Linked DNA regions of Mus musculus: region 1 is linked to region 2. Evidence: chromatin contacts called from ENCODE POLR2A ChIA-PET data. All regions are on one chromosome and are shown on one strand. Each heading gives the region's core, a stretch centred on a gene start or an enhancer-like site at or near the end of the contact. The rest is flanking DNA. Distances are from core to core; before and after follow the strand shown. Region 1 holds the start of Catsper2 (cation channel, sperm associated 2). Region 2 holds the start of Lcmt2 (leucine carboxyl methyltransferase 2).

Evidence for each region. ChIA-PET counts read pairs that join two places held with the same protein, here RNA polymerase II (POLR2A).
Region 1: POLR2A ChIA-PET joins it to region 2 with 22 read pairs in embryonic stem cell. The contact joins the promoter of Catsper2 here to the promoter of Lcmt2 in region 2. POLR2A ChIA-PET finds 5 or more read pairs at or near these places in 4 of 5 experiments (Patski and embryonic stem cell).

Annotation. Positions count from the first base shown.
Region 1 is chr2:121,411,915-121,417,110 of GRCm38, reverse strand. It overlaps Catsper2 (cation channel, sperm associated 2), which reads left to right and starts at 3,319. Exons shown (of 13, transcript NM_153075.3): 1 at 3,319-3,695; 2 at 4,821-4,961. The coding sequence starts at 4,823. Pdia3 (protein disulfide isomerase associated 3) reads right to left here and starts at 3,209. Exons shown (of 13, transcript NM_007952.2): 1 at 2,906-3,209. The coding sequence starts at 3,072.
Region 2 is chr2:121,139,343-121,144,385 of GRCm38, reverse strand. It overlaps Lcmt2 (leucine carboxyl methyltransferase 2), which reads left to right and starts at 3,688. Exons shown (of 1, transcript NM_177846.3): 1 at 3,688-5,043. The coding sequence starts at 3,786. It overlaps Adal (adenosine deaminase-like), which reads right to left and starts at 2,293. Exons shown (of 10, transcript NM_029475.2): 1 at 2,083-2,293; 2 at 1,732-1,862; 3 at 1,177-1,237. The coding sequence starts at 2,142.

The DNA.
Region 1 (5,196 bases), core at 2,070-4,569, 270 kb before region 2:
TGTTACTGTTGTAGAGGGTAGCATAGTACTCAGCGCCAAGCACAAGTTAAAGTCATATGCTTGATCCTTAGTACTACAGGGGAAAAGAGTATCATAAAAATCTACAACACAAGTAGATGTTTAAGACTTAAAACATTTAAACACCGCTATTTCTCACAGAGAAATTAAGATACTCATATCTCTACAAATACACAGGTTAGCAAACAGTGTAATTCACACCTGTAATCCAAGTATTTAGGTGGTGAAGACAGGATGACAGCCCATGGCCAGCCTCCAGTACATAAAATCTTGTTTCAAATAAAACAAAACCTCATAACCTTAACAGTGGCCTGCAAAGAAATCTTTCACTTTCACTTACAAAGTTAAAGAGGTAGATCTACATGAAGATGGAACCTAGAGCCCAGGTTGAGGTACCCAAGCTCTTTGTCTACTGTACTAAGTTCCAGACTCCATTTTGACCCCTACCACTTAGAGCACTTATTTCAAGTTATGGGTGTGTGCACATGAATGCGAGTGCCCAGGAAGGCCAAAAGGCCACACTCTTCAGTTTCCTTTGCAAAAGCCAGTGCTCTTAACTGCTGAGCCAGCTTTCCAGTCCCCATTTTACTATTACATTTCTCGATTGATGTGGTGGTACACACCTCTAATCTCAGTACGCAGAGGCGGGTGGATCAGGTCCAGGTCAGCCAGAGCTATACAATAAAACCCTATCTCAAAAATTTCTATTTGCGCGCTGGAGAGATGGCTCAGTGGTTAAGAGCACTGACTGCTCTACTGAAGGTCCTGAGTTCAAATCCAGCAACCACATGGTGGCTCACAACCATCCGTAATGAGATCTGGCACTCTCTTCTGGTGTGTCTGAAGACAGCTACAGTGTACTTAGATATAAATAAACCTTAAAAAAAAAACTGGGTAGTGGTTGCACATCCTTAAAAAAAAATTTCTATTTGCTAACAGGGGATGGTACTGCTGTTATATGCAAGGGAAAAGAGTAAATCAGTCAATCAATTAATCAATCTCCAGAGCTTGGTGTGGTGGCTATACGCTCAGCATTTGGGGAGACTCAAGGGTAAGGAATTCGAGCCCAACCTGAGCTACTTAAGACTTTGTCTCAGAAAAACAAGCAAACTAACAAATTTAAAAAAATTTTTACAACTGTTAAAATAGATGAGTATGTAGAAATAATGAAATTACTAACAGGAGACTTCCTTCACTTTAAACTGCCTCCTCAGAAAACCAATCTTTCCTACTGGCAATGTGGAAGATGACTTTATCTTCTCAGCCAACTAAAAGCAGACACCACAGCAGAAATCCACGCAACTCTTAAATCGCTCAATGTACGATGGGATATGTAGTCTTGTGGAAAGCAGGCACAACAATTTTTAGTAGAAAGACAAGTCTGAAGTCAGGTGCCTGGGGCATTCAGAATAAAAGGATCATGAAATGAAGGCTAACTAGGCAATAGGAGACCCTATCTCAAAAGAAAAAGAAAAAAAAAAGAGGCTAGAGTAAGAAGAGGTCAGCCTAGAGTGTACAGAGACTTGTTTCTTAAGAATATATATGTTCTCATGTGTGTGTGTTTCAATGGGGATTGGACATGCTAGGCAAGCACTGAACCATATTCCAAAGCCTTGACTAAAAACTCTAATTGTGTAAGAGCCCACAATTCTTCAATTGTATGACCTCCTTCAGACAAAGAAGCCAGACCCAAGCGACACCCCCTCAGTTAACAGCACCATTATGTAACTATGATAAATTCGGAGAGAACACGAATTCTAGAGACATATAGATGCTATCTATAATGTGTAATCAATGTGACTGTCAACCACAGAAGCCTGAACTGAAACACAATTTGCTTCCTGCCTCTTTAGGCAGTCTTCACTACAGGACTTTTGAGTGTGACCATCTAAGTCAGAGAAGCTAGAGATGTTAACAATCCCACTGGGTCAGAAGCAAAGGTAAGTTACAGTGTAACTATCACACTCTGTCTTACTGATACTTTTGAACAGGTTTGAATTAAGGGTCATTGTGCTAGGAGGGAAAAAATATTGACATCCTCTAAACTGTATGCCCTTGTAATAAATAATTGGTAAATTATCCTATCCACTACTCTAAGTGACAAAACTAGAAATCCTATTTGCTCTCCCTTCCCAAGCAAAGTTTTTATTTGGGGTCACACCCACTCGATAGAACTTACCCTTTTCTTAGGTTAAGCAGTGGTAACTTTCTTATCCAGAATGTTATCATTTTCTAGAATTATTTAATACTGAAATTATGATAGGTCCTAGTGAAATAATTCTTGTTGGTTTACTCTTTTAATAAGAGGCCTCTGCAGCTTAATGTAAAATAGTGTAAGCCATGCCATGAACCAACTAATGGCCTGTCTCAAGAAAGCACTTAGGATCTTTCTGCAGCTACAGAGTGACCTTGGTTAGAAACCAATGGCTCTAATGGGGTGGAGACAAAAAGAGAAAAAAAAAAAACCCCAGAACCTCACCACTTAAAAGAGGACCTCTGCCTCCTCTCTGAAGGCTTTGGGATGCCAGCCTTGTCTGCAGACCTGGGGACACATACACTGACTCACCTAGATACTGAAAGATAGACCGGAGGGGGAGGGGATGGGAGAACCCTCCACATAGGAAGTGCTGCAAGAACGCGGAGGTAAGGACGTGGCCCTACCCTGGAGTTTAGGCTTTCTGCTTTCCGGATCTGCCCCCGTCCCCACCCTACCTCGTCCTCACCCCACCCCCCACCCCGGGCGGAGCGCCTCCCGGTTCCCCACCGACTGGCAATGAGGCAGCCGCAGCCAGGCCTGCTAGATAGTGGAGGGCGCCCGCGCTGCGTAGGCCCAACCGCTCCCGCGCCCAGCCGGTCCTCCGGCCCTGATCCCGCAAAGTGGCCTCACCAGGGGGCGAAGAACTCGACTAGCATGAGCCCCGCCGAGCCCGTGTCGGAGACGCGACTCTCGAAGTTTTCGTCCGTCAGTTCCAACACATCGGAGGCGGCGGCGAGACGGGCCGAGGCGAGCAGCAGCGCCACGCCCGGGAGCAGAGCTAGGCAGCTGAAGCGCATGGCGGCGGGTCGCGGTCGGAGGGCCGGGACCGGAGAAATGAGATGGGAGAGCCCGCAATCTGCAGCCGCTTGCCTGCGCTCGCGCGTCTGGCCCGGGCAGACCCGCTGCCGAGGTCCCAACCCCCTAGGCCTGCTCGGGGCCCGCAGTGTGGCAGCCGCCGATTGGCTGCGTCACGCAGCGTCGGGCGGGCGGAACAGCTGGTAACTGCCGATTGGCGGGCGCGCGGGGCGAGGCGGGGCGGACGCTTAGGCGAACGCCCGCCGGTCTGGCTGTGGCGGAGGCCTGGACGGGGGGTCGGTGGGAAGTAGGGGGCTCAGCGAAGCCGGAGCGGCCCTGAGCGCCACCCGCTGGGGAGGAGTGAAGCTCTGGGCGCCGGCGCGGAAGGCGGAGGGGTGAAGTCAGGGCTGAGTGGGCGGAAGTGAGGCCCGCGAAAGGGCTGGAGGGGAGCTTGAGCTGTCTGTCCGGCTCCCTCCCTCCGGGGCATTGGGGCGCGCACGCACTTGAGCGCACCGCGACACGTTTTCCAAATGTCAGGCTGTTGCTTTGTCCAATTATAGGGCGTAGTAAGTCTACATCCTGCCGCTGCCCTACCTCGTATCCTGCTTTGTCAGGTCCACGTGAGGTCTGTATTCTTTGTCCAGCCTTAGGCCTCTGCCCTCCCTGCCTGCTGCTCCCCCCCCCCCCATTGTTGTTTGTTGGTTTGTTTGAGAGGGTGGGTAGCTGAGGATTGAGCCCAGAACCTTGCACATTGCTGGGCAAGTGATCCAACACTGGATTACATCCCTAGTCCTCTTTTGACTTTTTGAGTCATGTTCACACCAAGGTGTCCAGGCTGGCCTTGACTTCATACTGTAATCCGCGAAGGTCTAGAACTTTCCATCCTCTGGCCTCAGCCTCTCGAGTGGCTGAGACTGATAGTGTGCACTACGTACTAATAGGCACAGGCTCAGCTTTCACCTTTTTTTTTTTTTTTTTTTTTTTTTGAGGCAAGGAGGATTGGCTGCCCTGGAACTCACTATATAGACCAGGCAAATGTGGAACTCAACAGAGATCCACCATCCTCTTGAGACTGGAATATCTGTCTACACTGCCTGCCTTTTAAACTGATTTTTGTTTGTTTTTCAAGATAGTTTCTCTGTGTAGCCCTGGCTGTCCTTCACTAGGCTGTCTTTGAGCTCTGAGATTTGCCTGCCTCTATCTCCAGAGCGCTGGGATCCAAGCCATGGGCCACCTGCCTAACATTTAAGCCTAATTTTCAAAAAGAAGTGTTTAATTACAAATGCTGTCAGAAAGTGAAAATAACCCGAATATTTAGTTAGCTGTGAAGATATTTCTTATGACTTTTGTTTTTGTTTTTTTTTTGTTGTTGTTGTTGTTTTTGGCTTTTCGAGACAGGGTTTCTCTGTGCAGCCCTGGCTGTCCTGGAACTCACTTTATAGACCAGCCTGGCCTCTAACTCAGAAATCCGCCTGCCTCTGCCTCCCAAGTGCTGGGATTAAAGGCGTGCACCACCACTGCCTAGCTTCTTATGACTTTTATGTCTTTTGCTTAGATGAAAAACAAAATCCGTACCGAACAACAACAAAATACCTTTGAGTCTTTCAATGTGTTTATTCTTAACTGCTCATAGCTTTTTTTGTGTGGGCTTCTTGAATCTCTAAAAGGCAAAGAAGCTGGGGGAGGAGAGAGCCTGCTAATTGTAGTATAATTCTTAAGCATGACATCCTTGGTTCTACTTTCTTAACAGACATGGCACAAGAACAAGGACATTTCCAGCTGCTCAGAGCTGATGCTATCCGTTCAAAGCTCATTGACACTTTCTCGCTCATAGAGCATTTGCAGGGCTTGAGCCAAGCCGTACCAAGGCACACTCTCCGGGAGATACTTGGTTAGTAACCCTCATTCACACTAAACGTGATATTCCTGTCCATATCCTCAAGAGAAAGTGAGACATACTTAAGGGTGGAGCCAGGAATAACGGTCCATGACTGAATCCGGGGTCACTTGGGCTTTAAATAATAAAGACCAGCTTGGGTTACATAGCCAGGTCCTGGTTCAGAAAACAAAATGAAACAAACAAGCAAACAAAATTAGAGCCGGCAAGAGTAAAGGTGCCTGCAGCT
Region 2 (5,043 bases), core at 2,439-4,938:
TGACTGATACATTGGAAATACATACTTAACTTTTGATGAACAGATTATTTTTTTAATGACAATTCTTTTAAAAATCAGTGTAAGACATTGGCCTAAGAGCTAATTAAAGTCTGTTGTTTAAAAAAATGAAGTGAGGAAATTATTAAATTATCAAAGTTAACTCTTCTCTATAAGGAAATCAATACAATGAACATGCTTATTCCAAGGAGGGAAAAAACTTACTACTTCAAAGTTAACTCTGCAGAACACAGATACATATACATATACATTTTTGGGCGGGGGGCAGACAGGGGACATGTAGGTGTGGTAAGAATCAAACCAAACCCAGGGTCTCCTTGATTTTGTGGTCCTTTTTAAGTGCTGGATTACAGGGATTTGTCACAGTTTTCCTTACTGACCTGGGCATGGTGGTGAACACCTGAATCCCAGCATTTGAAAGGTGGAGACAGGAAGACTAGGAATGCAAAGCCAGCCTCAACTACAGAGAAAATATGAGACCGGTCTAGGCTCCATGAAAAAGAAGAGAGAGAGGAACAGATAAGAAATATGCCTATCTGAGGACAAATATTTCTCTTTTGTGAAAATTTATTTTGTATGCACAAATGTTTTTCCCTGCACATATGTCTGTGCACCACGTGTGTGCAGTGCTGAAGAGGTCAGAAGAGGACCAGGTCAGATGCCTAGAACTGGAGTTACAGAGGGGTCCCAATACCATGTAGTTGCTGGGAATCAAACCCAGGTCCTCTGCAAGAGCAACCAGTGCTCTTAACCACTGAGCATCTCTCCAGCTCCCAACTATTTCTTATGACATGTCCTACATGGAAATCAGGGTCAGGCTCTCCTGCCTTTCTCCTCCCCGTTCAATACAATGCTGACCTTGGTTCTTCTCTCACTCCCTTCCTTTCCCTTCCACCCGCTTCCTCTTTTTTTAAGACAACAACAGACTTTACATTAGCTCTTAGGCCAATGTCTTACACTGACTTTTCAAAGAGTTGTCATGAAAAAAAATCTGTAAATTAATAGAAAAAGAAAGGAAAAAATAAAGAGGGGGAAGGAAGTGGGGGGAAAGAGCAAGCATCTCCATCAGAGCGTGGATGAAAGCCAAAGGACATGCGCAAGGTGAGCTGTGCACTGCTGTGGAAAGTCACGCCATTTTAACCTGCCTCTGTGTCTCACCATCAGGATGTCCTCAGCACTAGTAGTAAGCTGATGTATAACTTGGAACATCTGGAAACATCTACAAATGAAAAAAAAAATGTCTTAACACACTTCCCTCATCAAAACCTGTTACTCAAGAAAAACCCTCAGAATGGAATTAATTAGTAAATTTGAGGTTAATAGTAAGTATATATTTAAATTTACAAAGAACTATAGGATACACCTTTTTTCAAAATTACATTGATCTAGAAAGACAATTTAATAGCTAAAATAAGATATTACTTATTTATATTGAAAAGTATGAAACAGCCATTCCTATTCTTTAATCCTGCCAGGACTAGCAAATAGAGAAAAATCAATCTGTCTTTATTTTCAAATCTAAGGAACAACTCAATATGACAAACAATATAAATCATTAAACATACTGTCAGTCTGACAGTTGGAAAAGCACTGTGAGTTAGGTTATATATTTTATGCCAGATGTCTACCCTATCTAAGTATTAAAATCTGATTCTTATATATTATAATCCCAAAATACAGCCACAAAAAATTCCCACAACCTCCCAAACTCACTCTTGTAAAGTCCTTTTCTTCCCCTTGTCAATCATGGTCATGTGACCATGAACGTTAAGATGTGGCTTCTTGGCTATCAGTTTCTTCATGGTACTGGAACTAATGGAGCCATTCAAGTGGGCATGGAGCTCCTAACACAAGAGGACAATCAGTTCACAAGAGTCCACGAGATCCAGAGCCCCATACATCAGGCCCTGGTGGCCTGGTTCCTAGTTGTAGTTTATACTAGGCCAGCTACTTGGTTCAGCTATACCCACTCTACAATTTCTACCCATAAGCTTTACTTCTCTTTTGTGGAAAACAATACAAAAGCCATTATACAGTAACAAGAACTCTGTAGTTAATTCTTACCACTTTTGGTAATTGCAGATAAAAGTCTGTCTTCCCAGGCCACTGCTGTCCGGCCTCCATCACTTCAGTAGAAGGAAAAGTTTCTCTTTGCTCTTATTCTCGGCTTGGACGATAAACTTATCAAAGTGGGAATCTCTGAGGTGCTGGACTTCCTTCAGATTGCCATTTTAAACAAGACTTGCACTATGTGTGGCTCTGGGATCACTTTCACCTACAATAACAAATGTAACTATTTTCAGATCTAACATGCAAACAGAAACACAGTCACTGCTGATATCTTCTTTTTACACCTCCCAAGCCCCCTCAACCCCCTGCTCCCACTAACTTAAGTTAAGCAAAGCTAACTTAGGTGTGTCTGCAATGGGGAAATGACTAGTAAAAAAAAAAAAGAACAAGAAAAAAAAAAACACCCGAAAACTAAAAATCCAGCGTTCGTCTGTCCCTTTAACTCTGGGCTCCTTTAATCTACTGCGTAGGTCAGGTTAGCTTACACATGTAGCACGAATTTGCTTTTACAAGAAAACATGTTATTTCATATTTACGTCGCACAAACACTTTCCTTAAATGGGTTGGGTCTGTCAGGCGAAAATCCTGTCTCTGGATGGAGGGTAGTATTTGCTGCCTCCTGTCTCTGATCCTTCTGGTCGACTAGATGCCTTTATTAACATATCTTGCACGCACTGAATCATTCTGCCACACAATCTGCTCTTCTAAGACCACTAACGAGTTCCTAACCCTAAAACATTTTCCAATAACCAAATCTTCATAGAAAATTTTTCTTGATCCAGTTGGACTCCAGAACTCATACTCTCAGCCGTTACATACTACTGCTCTGAGTTAACCATTCTTCAAGTCTTTCTATTTCCTTTCCTAATCCAAGCAGACACTAAATTAGTAAATGATGAAGTTTCTACGCATCTCTGGGAGTGCTTTCTTACTGGTATCTCCTAAGCATCAAATGTAGAAACTTTAAAAGTCCAACCTGGGTTGCTTCCTTTAAACAACAACGCCACAGGGAATAATCACATCTCTTCTATAGCGATTTTCAGCAGACATACTCAATACCACATACGAATCACAGAATCTTGGAAGTGGAGGGGAGTGTCATTTTTACATGCTGAATACTTACTCACTGTAGACCTAGCACAGAATTTAGACTACATGAGAATAAACAGCACGTACAGGGGCAGTGGGTTAATAATAATCAGTAATTATCCGTAAAGGTCTCTTTCTTCACTTTCCATATGGCCTAATTTAAGATCTAAATGAGTTCTCCCTCGCAACGAGAACACTCAATAAAGGAGCAACTGTTACTTTTGTGCAAGGACCAATCTACTCTGGATTGCTTAAGATCCGAGGTGCTGGTCCTCTTTTGCCGGACCAAACCGGTATCAGGTCGTCAGCCTCCGATTCACCTAAAAATGTTCTCAAATAAGAGGATCTACACAAGTTTTTTTTTTCCCTGCAGAAAATGCCTGTACAAAGAGGTAACTTGAGCTCTCCAAGCGCTAGCTGTTACCGAAGCAGCTGGCGTGTTCCCAGGAAAACGTAATTTGGAAAGGGGGGGTGGGGGGGGGGAAGGTCAAAAAACCTCTCGCGGGTTTTGGCAGAGAGCGGTCTTCTCGGAAGTGACGCACCCAGAAGCGGATGAGCGGGAGCTCGGTAAGTGTTCTGTGTGCAGTATTGCTGAGCACCTTCTCGTCATGGGCCCGCGAGGCCGCCAGCGCCGGGCGGGAACGGTCCAGAGCACCAACGACAGCAGCTCCCTCAGCAAACGATCGCTTGCCGCACACGGATACGTGCGCGACCCCTTTGCGGCGCTGCTGGTCCCGGGACCCGTGCGGCGCACGCCGCTTATCCACCGCGGCTATTACGTGCGCGCGCGCGCCGTGCGTCACTGCGTGCGCGCCTTCCTCGAACTCACTAGCGCGCTCCCGTCCCGGACCAGAGCCCAGATCCTGTCCTTGGGCTCAGGCTCCGACTCGCTTTATTTTCGTCTGAAAGCGGCGGGCCTCCTGGCCCGAGCTGCCGTCTGGGAGGTGGACTTCCCGGACGTGTCTCGGCTCAAGGCGGAGAGGATCGAGGAGACCCCGGAGCTGCGTGCGCAGACCGGTCCTTTCAAGATCGGGGACTCGGCGTCATCTCTGTGCTTCGAGAGCGCGGACTACCGCATCCTGGGCGCGGACCTGCGGGAGCTCCAGCGATTAGGAGAGGCCCTGGATGGCGCCGGCCTGGACGCCACCTCTCCCACGCTGCTCCTGGCCGAGGCGGTGCTGACCTACTTGGAGCCCTCCAGTGCCACAGCCCTCATTGCCTGGGCCGCCCAGCGTTTCCCCGACGCCCTTTTCGTGATCTATGAGCAGATGCAGCCGGGGGATGCCTTTGGGCAGATCATGCTGCAGCACTTTCAGCGGTTGCATTCACCCTTGCATGGCCTGGAGCTGTTTCCCGTCGTGAAGGCCCAGCGCCAGCGCTTCCTTCAAGCTGGCTGGACTGCCTGCAGCGCCCTGGACCTGAACGAGTTCTATCGCCGCCTTCTCTCGGCAGAAGAGCGCCAGCGGGTTGAGACGCTTGAACCCTTTGATGAATATGAGGAGTGGCATCTGAAGTGTTCACATTATTTCATCCTGGCAGCATCTAGGGGAGACATTCTGTCAGAAACTCCAGTGTTTGAGCCCTCAGAGGCTTCTTTTCAGATAGATCCTGCCTCGCCTTCAGGGTTTCTTTCTGCCAGAGTAGTCACTAGTGACCACCAGCACTCAAGCCTGAAGCGATATGGCCACGCCTCTGCCCTCTTGAGCCCTGGCGTTATTTTCAGTGCAGGAGGCTTTGGAGAACAAGAGGGACGACACTGCCGAGTGAGCAGGTTTCACGTGCTCTCCAGATCCTGTGACTCGGAATGGGAAGGCTGCCAAATAAGTACCTTGGGGACTGAAGGCCAGTGGGATGGACGCCTTTATC